Regions from separate parts of the Mus musculus genome. Here region 2 is linked to region 1. The links are chromatin loops, found by intact Hi-C in ENCODE. Cell type or tissue: left cerebral cortex. All regions are shown on one strand. Links, peaks and the distances in the headings refer to the core of each region. The heading gives the core; the rest is flanking DNA.

What was found. A loop is a pair of places that touch in the nucleus more often than their neighbours do. Peaks named below come from ENCODE experiments on the same cell type or tissue, not always from the same donor. Only the 100,000 strongest peaks of a DNase experiment are listed, where the experiment ranks them.
Region 2: a loop joins it to region 1, with 5 times the contacts of the local background. A loop is called at or near these places in 8 of 42 quality-filtered maps.

What each region holds. Positions count from the first base shown.
Region 1 is chr5:149,521,604-149,526,977 of GRCm38, reverse strand. The region is part of intron 1 of Gm15997 (predicted gene 15997); the gene reads left to right. It also overlaps a transcript of Wdr95 not described here. Among named protein-coding and RNA genes, the nearest start is that of Wdr95, 4.4 kb to the left of the region's middle. In left cerebral cortex, for the core only: CTCF peaks have their summits at 1,370 (motif pointing left) and 2,186 (motif pointing right); DNase peaks (open chromatin) are centred at 2,199, 2,543, 2,887, 4,187 and 2 more places; H3K4me3 peaks cover 275 bases; H3K27ac peaks cover 1,441 bases.
Region 2 is chr5:149,373,287-149,378,660 of GRCm38, reverse strand. It overlaps a transcript of Medag not described here. Among named protein-coding and RNA genes, the nearest start is that of Gm38753, 8.4 kb to the right of the region's middle. In left cerebral cortex, for the core only: CTCF peaks have their summits at 2,605 (motif pointing right) and 4,483; DNase peaks (open chromatin) are centred at 2,628, 3,863 and 4,404; H3K27ac peaks cover 757 bases.

The DNA of each region.
Region 1 (5,374 bases), core at 162-5,161:
AACAAACAATCTGGTTTCGCTGTGCCAAGCTCCGAGGCAAGCTTTACAGGGGGTTCTTAGCCTCCCTTGGCACAGATTTCTGTTCAGTTGCTAAGCAGTCAAGCCCCACCCCATGACGGAAGCCAAAGGCCAGACAATAGCTTTCCTCTTCACCCTGAGCCTCGCTGGGCTTCGGTTCATCTCTGACTCAAGAGGAAAAGTTTAAAACATTGAGTCACCAGTAGAAAGCTTCCGTAGCATTCTGGGGGAAACAGCAGTGTGTTGAGGAAGGTCCCCTAAAGCACCTTGCGGACCGTGGTTTCAGATCTACACAGGGTGGAAAATTTTGCCAACTGAGTTCTATTTCCTGTGTATGCACGAATGGTTTCCTCTCCTAAAAGTTTCCTATCACTGGGGCTTAATGACCCACAGTCAGCCCGATGTAAACACATTCACTGAACAGAGATGCTGTGGAGGAGGGGAGCTTGCTTCTCTGTCTCAAGCAGATACCATTGTCTGTGACCAGATCGCCCCAACCAATCACAGTCTCTCATCAGGTTCCTCAACAGGGTCACAAATCCCAGAACACTGTCTGAGGGATAATGTTCTTGAAGCATCCTTCCTTAAGTACAGATGAAAGCTGATCCCATCCCCGTCCCCCAGCCCCCACCCCACCCCCCAGCCCCGCCCCCGCCCCCGTAGTACTGCCTTAGGGAGTAGTAGGGTTGGCCCAGACTTTCCCACAAAGGTCTAGATGGCATCAGTACTGGCTACTAGAAAGGAGTTGGTACAGTCCACAGAGTCACAGATAAGACAAGGGAGGCATTGAACTCTGGCATAATTCCATTTTTAAAATGTCCTGGCAATAAGAAAGTCCTGTAGAAAGTGTAAACCTTATGTACTGATAGGTTGGGGGTGGTGGCTCAGTGGTTAGGACCAGGTTCAGCTCCTAGCACCCACAGAGCAGTATTCGGCTCCAGCAGTAACTCCAGTCCCAGGGGATCTGACACCCTTTCCTGGCTTCTACAGCACTGCATGGATGTGTGCACAGGCAAAATACCACACAAACGAAATAAATAAAAGTTTAAAAAAGTTATGTATTAGTTTAGGGCTGGTGAGATGGCTCATTATCTAAAGGCTCTTGCCACAAGCCTGACAAGCCTGAGTTTGATCCCTGTGTCCCATATGGTGGAAGGAGAGAACTGACTCCTGCACATTGTCCTCTGACTGCCTTATGCTTGCTTGCATGCACACACACACACACACACACACACACACACTTCAGGGCTAGAGAGATGGTTCAGCAGTTAAGAGTGCACACTGCCTCTTTCAGAGGATCCAGGTCAGTTCCCAGCACCCACACCTGTAACTCCAACTCCGGAGCAACCAGCGCCCTCTGCTGGTATCTGCAGCTACCTGCACCCATGTGCCCATCCCCCCCCACAGACCCACATAATGAAAAATAACATATTAAGTTCTCTCTCTCTCTCTCTCTCTCTCTCTCTCTCTCTCTCTCATGAAGCAGATCCCTTAATAAACTTACTGTGGCACAGCCAAGTACTGTTGACAATCGCCTTTTAATGCATGCTATGAGCCTTAGCTCTGCAGACACTGCAAGGACAGTCACCCAGGAAGCAGCCTTCACAAATGTGGTGATAAAAAAGGTCCCTTGTCACAAATCTAGCTCCTCTTATGCTAAGTATGACTGAGTCCCTGGTACCATGGATACAGGACAACAAAGAACTATGCAAACTGGGAGCCTCTGAAATCTACCAGAGCAGGGTCAGGAGACAGATTAGATGACAAAGCAGACTCGGTTACTGCCTCTGTCTTACAAATAATCTTGTTTCTCTTTCACATAACCCCGAAGCTCAGCGAAATGCCAACCTGAGATGCTTAACACTACATTCATTTTAAACCTTTTCCCAGACTAAGGGTAAAAAAAAAATTTGAATGATCATCAAATGAGGTCTTAAATATGGTTTGAAAATGCCATGACTTTTTAACATTCAAACTCAGCTCCGCAAATCACCCGTGATTGACATTTTATTCCATCTCATGGCTGCTAATTAAGAGACACAGATACGAGCAGCCGAGATGAAATCAGCAGGAGCTGCAAGCCATTCTTAAAATAAAACGCAACCTCGATTTGCTTAAATCCTAAATCAGCACACACGGGGTGCCTACCATGTCATTCACATGGACTCCACTAGGGGGCAATGGATGATTGCGTCTACAACTGAAGGGCGCTCGTGATGGCTGCTATCTATGCACTTCAAGTGTGGCAGGCACTTCACACAATGATCAGAGCTGCAGTGGTGACAGGTAGGGAGCAACCAGTCATCGCTCCCAGCGTGTCTGTCAGAAGGATAAGGTGAAATGGGTCATTTGCATTTCCAGCAATCAGCTTGCTTTCTAATGAGCAGCCGGTGCTGCCTGGACCGGTTCTGGCTTCCCTCTCTGGCGTGTGCTGGAAGGCAGTAACCAGGCCAGCCCATACCCAGGAAAGCATCCAAGAAGAGGCAGAGGCAGAGGCAGGGAACTCCACTAACAGGGGCTGGCTGCCACAGGACACCGAGGACATAGAGAGGCTTCCCTCTGCCTCACAGTCCTGCCAACTTCCATTTGGGGAATTCCAGCCTGGAGGCTGTGTGGCCCAAATCCAAGGCACCGTTCCCGTACTAGTCTTTATGAATGGTGCTCCCTACAGCAGGGCAGCGTATTGCTTGTCTCCGCTTCCACCTCGTGGGGCTTGGGTTGCAGATCTCTGTAAGATTTAATACGTCGTGTGCGTGTGTTCGTGTGTGTGTGTGTGTGTGTGTGTGTGTCCCCTGTCTGCTCTCTCTCCTCTTAAGAAAAACCTCTGTTTGAAAAGACATTTCAAGTACCACAGAGAGATGGTGCCTGAGAGAGATTGGGAAGTGGGGGTGGGTTCAATTCTACGCATGCTCCATTTCCTCCTGACCTGCCTAAATCAGCTCACCAGGAAGAGTCTAGAAATTCGTCATCCAGTCACAATTTGTGTTTAGGTCACTCAGTCTCCTCTGCTGGGGCAATCTGCATTTAGGCCTTATTTCTAATTGTGCAGCAAAATTCATCTGAAGGATTTTTCTGTCTTGGCTGAGTGGAGACTCATCTGGGGGAGGCAATGTCCCTCCCTCTTTTGTCAGCAGGGATTTTAGACAGGGTCCTCTATTCCTAGCCTGTGTCTTCAAGTATTTGTTTAACGAGGGACATTTGGTGATCATGAAAGTCTAGAGCCAAGGGCATAGACCAGTCCCCCATCTCTGGAACACAGAAGCTTGGGGGAAACTGCATAGCTGCACTGTACCTCAATTTCTTCATTCTTATAAGCACTCATGGTGACCTCTGCCTTGCGGGGTGTAGTGATGTGAATAGATAGTACTAAAAGCATCAGGCTCCTTAGTGAGCACAATGGGTGTATTAGTGAGCCTAATTTGTATGTTAGTGAGCAGCACACACAGCAGAGAGCACCACACTCACATTAAGGAGCAACATATATAAGTTAGGGAGGACTATGCACATGATAGCAGCACCACTCACATGCTAGGGAGCACCACTCACATGCTAGGGAGGACCACTCACATGCTAGGGAGCATCACTCACATGTTAGGGGACATTACACATTAGTGAGCACCCCTCGAGTGCTAGGGAGCATCACACAGGTTAGGGAGCACCACTCATGTGCTCTTTGAGTGTTCTTGTTCTCATCCCATCTTGTCTGCCTTTCTATTTTCCTTCTTGGTCTGGTCTCAGCCTCAGGACACAAGGGAGTCCCCCCGCTTCACCCCTGGAAAGCACAGTAGACATCATTCTGGTTCTTGACTCGGTACACACACACACACACACACACACACACACACACACACACACAACCTACCTGGTCATCGCCATAGAGGATCAGGCACTTGTCAGGCTCCACGGAGCTAAAGCAAAGACAGAAACAAAACACCATCTTCAGACAGGGCATGGGGAACAGGAGCTGCCTAAGGCCTCTGCATCAAGCCTCCTTTGTCACAGTTTTGGGAGCACACTTGTTCTGATTGGATGTTGAATTTCACTTTGGTGTTTCAGTATCTTGGCCGTATAGAGTTTTCTCTCGAGGACCATGGAGACTTCCTGTCTATACAAGCTTTCTTTTATGTCTTGGGAGAGGTCTTGTGAAGGTTCTTTCTGGGTACATGTGATGTGCCAACCCATGCCTTCAGGCAGAATGGAAGTGGGAGAGAGTGTGGAGTGCTGAGTGTGGGTGGCTGAGACCTGTCATACTTACCGGCAGAGATCAGGCAGAGTGTATAGAGAAGACACACTCAGTCACACAGGATATTGACAATATTAGGTAATATTAGGTAAGAGTGTTTGGATGCTTGAGCCAGCAGCAAGGCCACAATACTATTCACACCCCTTGAGAAAGTTCTCTGCAAGGTCTGGAGAGGTGGCCCAGCAGCTAAAGATATAGGTTCAGTTCCTGGTACCACCTGATGGTTCAGAGCCATTCATGACTCCAGTCTCAAGGGATCTGACATCCTCTTTTAACCTCTGAGGCACCAGGCATGCACATAGTGCACATATATACATGTGGGCAAAGCTATTCATATACATTAAATAAATATATCTGGAAGAAGAAGAAAGAGGAGGAAGAGGAAGAGGAGGAGGGGGAAGGAAGAGGAGGAGGGGAAGGGGGGATGAGAAGGGGGAGAAGGACGGAGAAGGAAGAGGAGAAGGAGGAGGAAGAGGAGGAGGAGGAAGAGGGAGGAGAAGGGTGAGAAGGAGAGAGTAGGAGGGGAATGAGAAGGGAGGAGGAGGGAGGAAGAAGGAGGAAGGAGGAGGGGGAAGATGAAGGAGGAGGGGGAAGATGAAGGAGGAGGGGGAGGAAGAGGAAGGAGAAAGAAGGAGGGGGAAGAAGAAGGAGGAGGGGGAGGAAGAGGAAGGAGGAAGAAGGAGGAGGGGAGGAGGAGGAGGAAGAAGCTGTTGCCAAGATGCCTTTCTGGAGCAGGAAATTGTTTTTCTCTACAGCTTGTATTTCTGCTGTAGAGTTGAAAGAAAGAATGTAGCTCCTTGTCACCTGCAGTCCTGCTTAACTTAAGCTGTCAACTTGACACAGTCTAGAGCTACCTGAGAAGGGAATCTCTATTGAGAGATTGCCTGGAGCAGAACAGCCTGAAGGCACATCTGTGAGCTGTCAGTCACTGGGCAAGTGATCGGTCCACTGTAGAAGCGGGTGACCCAGTGCTGGATGGACTGGGCAAGGGCTCGGTCCACTGTAGAAGCAGGTGACCCAGTGCTGGGTGACCCAGTGCTGGATGAGAAAAGCAACCAAGCAAGGCTCTACAAGCAAACCAGCAAGCAGCGTCCTCCAGTGGTTTCTGCTTCA
Region 2 (5,374 bases), core at 259-5,258, 150 kb after region 1:
CTATCGATTAAACCTTCGTAAGTGGTTTCAGTTGTAGCATGGAAGATTTTAAGTCAAGATTTTACAACAAACCAAGAAGACAACTAGATCTGAGGAGCTAGAAGGTTTTGTACTTCCTAGATAAGGCTTTGCTTACTGAGGAAGTCTATGCAATTTCTGTCTGTCTGTCTGTCTGTCTGTCTGTCTCACCTTTTACATAGCCGAAAGTCCTACTATGTATAGTCACATGAGTCTGGAAGATTCTAAATGAAGGAGCCCTTGGGTATTTGTAGTTAGCTTGATGACTCCCAGCTTATCAGGTGGCAGAGGGCGTGTGTCAGTTCAGATTTTGGATCACAGGCAGGCTGTGTCCTCTGGGTTTACAGACTTACTTGATTTGGCACACTTGATGCTTTTCGTGGAAAACCTGACTCTTGTTGGAGAAAATCAGTTGACACAACAACCTAAGGGGCCATTTGGCCCAGGAGGCCGTGGTGGCACAGGTTGGCGTCAGATCTCCTTAGACAGTGCCTCCATCAGCTTAACATTGCCACCTTCCTGGTGTCTTTAAGAATATAAGTGGAGGGGCTGGAGAGATGGCTCAGTGGTTAAGAGCACTGACTGCTCTTCCAGAGGTCCTGAATTCAATTCCCAGCAACCACATGGTGGCTCACAGCCGTCTGTAATAGGATCCTATGCCCTCTTCTGGTGTGTCTGAAGACAGCGACAGTGCACTCATATACATTAAATTAATTAATTAATTAATTAATTAAATGCTTTACAAAGAATATAAGCCTGTAACATCATGAGACACTGCTGCCAGGTGCCAATCTCTCAAACACGCTCCTTTCTATTAAGGGAAATTCTAAGCCCTGGCAGGCGCCGTGATAGGGCATCATAGCACAGCGACAAGCTTTTGCATCGAAGGGTCGGTCTGATTCTCGCCCTTATTTTATGTCTTCATAGGAAAAAAAAAAAGTCAAATCAAGTCTATTTCTTCTTTTCCTTCTGGGGGGGAAGTCAGAAGTACTCATCAGGTGTGGAGATACAAACTTGCTTCTTCCCACTGACAACCCCCAACCCCCACTCCCAACACTGAGGGAAGTGTTCACTTCCGCCTAATGAGAGATCCAGAGCAGGAGGGGAGTGTGGTGTGGAGGATAAAGCCCAATCTACTGTTTATTCTGGCGCTAATCACAAGTGGTTTACAGAAAAATGCCCTCATTTGCTTCCAGCAGCTCCAGCCTCTCAGCCATGTGAAAGCTGTCTTCAGAGTCAATTGCCTGTCATTTTACTGATTTATGTTGAACAACGGCAAGGACCCCTCGAGGTATTCGTAGCTGGCTTGATGATTCACAGCGTATAAAGTGACACTGGGCAGTGTGCTTTGGTTCAAATTCCATCAAGATGGAATTTAAATTCCCTCCACTGTGTGTTCGCTGGGGAAATGCTTTGATGAGCAGGACCATTGAGCCTTAAAAGAAGGAGCAAGAGCAACCTGGGCTTCTTCAAATGGTGGCAGAGGCTGAGCCACATCTTCTTTTAGCCCTGGGATGTAAAAATGATACTCGAAGTGTTTAAAACAGCCATCATAGATGAGTTTCCCCAAGGAACGCCGATGAATGACAAAGGACAAAACCCATCCTGTAAGGTCGAAGGACCTGGGGATTCCCCTACTTGTTCAGATTCCTGCTTGTCAATGAACAGTATCTGATTTCCTTGGAACCTTCTAACAGGAAATTCCCTTTAAAAATGTAACTCTTGAAGGAATGGCCTGCTCAATTATTAACCCATTATAATGATTGTCTTCACTTCGGTGTTTCAAATAGTACAGATTTGCTTCCATGCCAGTACCCACACCCCATCCCCTCCAACCCCCCACACACTCACTGTCTGTCCTGAAGCACTAGAAGCCTCCACGTCTTTAGGAGTTACTCTCCCTCTTGGGTCCCGAGAGTCCCCACATGCTAGAAGATTCTTCCATGCTTCTCCCAGGATTCCTGAGCTACAACCCTGAAAACAGACAAGATGGAAGTGGATGCTTGTTTGTTCATTCGTTTGTTTCTTTGTTCATTTTTAAGTCCCCCCTTAAATCAACAAGAAGTCACACAGATGATTTAAGGATAGCCAACTGCTTTCTCCTGCATTTCTCAGATAACAAATTCATACAATGTTTCAACTGAAGATAGACTTTGAGCTCTGACTCGGCCCACAAAGTGAGGAAACCGAGGCACAGGGACTTCCCGAGCTCAACTGAGCCCCGGGATCCTTAAGGATCCAGTCACAAGCCAGACTGAGCTGTCCAAATGAAGGCCGGTTCCAATCTCATCTTACCCACATCTCTAGCTTGGGGGTGGGGGGCGAGGGGGGGTGGGGTGGGGAGTTGGAGGGGGGTGGAGGGGAGGTGGGGACTGCTCAATCCGACCCGTTCATTACTTTTAATTCCTCTCTCAGGCTCCAGTTCCCCCGCCCCTTTTCCCTGTCCCCTGCCCTATTTAGGCGTTTCCAAACTGGCTATGGTCTTTGTGCTCCTGATTTTTTAACTCCTTGCCTTTGAGCTGGGGCAGCTAGATTGAACTAGAGTCCCGGTGCCCTTGATGTGTGCTGTCTTACCTCATCACGCCACTAGGTGGCAGTGTTTCAGAGCAGTCCTGAGCCCTGCAACGTGGCTCTGGGCTGGGCCCGGGTTCTTTCCAGCACAAACAACAGTGAGCTAGCAGGCAGAGCACATATTCGCTGTCGTGCTTGGGAAAAGATGAGCATTCAATATTATGGTAACGAGGAACAGAGGTCTGCAACCTGTCCGCGTGCTTTCAGAGCCTGCTTTATCCACAAGGCTGACATCTGCCGTCACCTTCACAAAGGAATCTCAAGTGGGGAAAGCTGTTTGGGAGGTGCCCTTGAAACGAATTACTGTCACCTTCTGCCCTCTTCGGTTTTTTTTTTTTTCAGCCCACCATTGGGCCCCGATTTCATCCACAAAAAAGCATCAAGCAAAGAAGAAGAAAGGCAATCCCTGGGGCATTATGTGTGTGCTGGACAGGATAGTAATGGTGCAATCCTTCTAATGGCTTTGGTCACTGCAGGATGCTAGCTATTAGAAGGAGCCGTTTTAAGGGAGGAGGAGGGAATGGGGGGACGGTAGGGATATCTGCTGATTACAGTGCGGTCAGGAACAGAAAGTCCATTTAAAGGAACACAGGCATAAAGCTGGACAAAGGGGCGTTGTTTGTGGGCTTAAGGTATATTTAGGGCTTACAGTGTAGCATCTGAATTATTCGTATAGCTCAAACTCTAAGTGCAATGTCTATGATGGGAGACCATTCCAAGAGCTACTTGGCTCCACCCCTTTGTTAGGAAGTCCCTCAGGGAACTATCAGGAATGTGCCCTGAAATCCTTTACCCATTTACATCAGGGTCAATGGAAGACAAGCCAGATGTTTTCCTTTCAAACAGGTGAGAGCCGGATCAAAACTGTGAGGGGCGTGTTTGATTGCCTCGGCTTCTGCTCCAGTCTCCCCATCCCAGCCTCCATGTAAGAGACAGTCCTCAAATCCCACTGGTGGGCCAATCCCTCTTGCTTTACCCTCATTCCTTACTCTGTACTTTGCAACCCCTTACTGGCCTGACACTAAAATGAAGAAACTCCAGTCTTTCCCCAAGTATGACCCATTAGGAAATGAATGAAGTTCTCTCCACTTAAGAAAGCTGGGGCTGGCCTTCCGGGGACTCAGAATGGAGATAAAATGGGGCTTCCCCTCCAGCCAGGCTCTGGCTCAACAGGTAGCAACTGTTGCTCTATGTGTGGATTTTATACCCCGGCTTAAGGAGAAGAAAGATGTCAGTTGCTTAGATACCAGTGCATCCTATCATCAAGCAAAACGTCTGTCTCCTGAACTGAGAGTGCATATAACCCTGAGGAGAGAGAATTCCCGAACACAAAGCGGGGAACACTGGATGCTCTGTGGTGGGATCGAAACCCACACATGGGTGATGCTGATGTGCAGAGAGAGGCACGTGAGGTTACAGAAGCCATCATAGGACGTCTGAATGTGAGACCTCGGAGAAAGAGAGTAGTTTTAGGCACGGGGAAGGCAGGAGTTGTCTGAAGGATGGCCTCATGACCAGGCACAGGGGACAAGAACATATGTAAGGCTATTTACAAAGAAAGCCAGCATGCTTGCCTGTGAAGAGCACGGGGAGTGGGGAGCTCCGTAAAGAAAGGGGGTGAGACAACCAGTAAAGATCTGATCTAAAGAAGAACTAACAACCCACTGAAGTGAGACAGGTCATATTCAGTGCATTTACCTAGGGTAAGGCAGGAAGAGCCCCGGCCCTGCCTCGAAGAGGAACAACCACACAGCCAGACTCCACGGAGATGAGTGAGTCACGCAGAACCTGCCGATTTTAGAAATGAGGTCAGCAGACCAGGAGGCAGCTGCTGTTGACAAGACAGGTCATTCAGTTCCAAGAATAAGGACCATGCTATACCCCAGGGCACCACGAGGGTAGCACCTGGTCAGGAGGGAGGAGGAAGAAGGGTACAGGGCGTCACTGGGCATTGTGGGAGGGAGTGGTCATGGAAGAGTAAGCAGGCTCAGCTTAGGTGAAAATTATGCTTCTTAAGTCTGGGCTCTAGGGACTACCCTGAGCTGGGTACCTGGACTAGCAGTGATGGAGGAAGGTGGAGTGTACCTGTGAGAAAGAGAAGTCAGGAAAGGAGGTGGGCAGGGCAGGGGCTCTGGTTGGTTTACATCTGAGAGCCATGCTGGAGTGGGAGAGGAGAGGCAATTAGCTACTTCCCCTACGACTTCCCCCTCCAGAGTCAGTCAGGAAGGCCCCCAGATGTCCCCCCTCCAGAGTCAGTCAGGAAGGCCCTCAGATGTCCCCCCCTCCAGAGTCAGTCAGTAAGGTATCCAGATGTCCCCCCTCCAGAGTCAGTCAGGAAGGCCCCCAGATGTCCCCCTCCAGAGTCAGTCAGTAAGGTATCCATCCAGATGTTCCCCCTCCAGAGTCAGTCAGTAAGGCCCCCAGATGTCCCCCCTCCAGAGTCAGTCAGTAAGGTATCCAGATGTCCCCCCTCCAGAGTCAGTCAGGAAGGCCCCCAAGATGTCAAAACATCAGACGATAGAAACCAAAAGGCACAGCCAGTGCCCGGTGAGATCATTCAGGACAGTGCGTCTAGCAACGTTATCTCACTGCCCCTAAGGCTGTCACTCTGGGTTGGGTGACTCCTCCTCAGCCCCTCGCTGACTCTGCTCAGCGTCTCCCTTCAGGAATGAGACTCCCAGGAGAGGCCCAAATTGATTCGGTGGCCTCTGTCCAGCACTGGCTGTTCTGCATGGGCAGCTCTTTATGACAGGCTGCCTATGCTGGCTGCTCATGAATCAAGTGT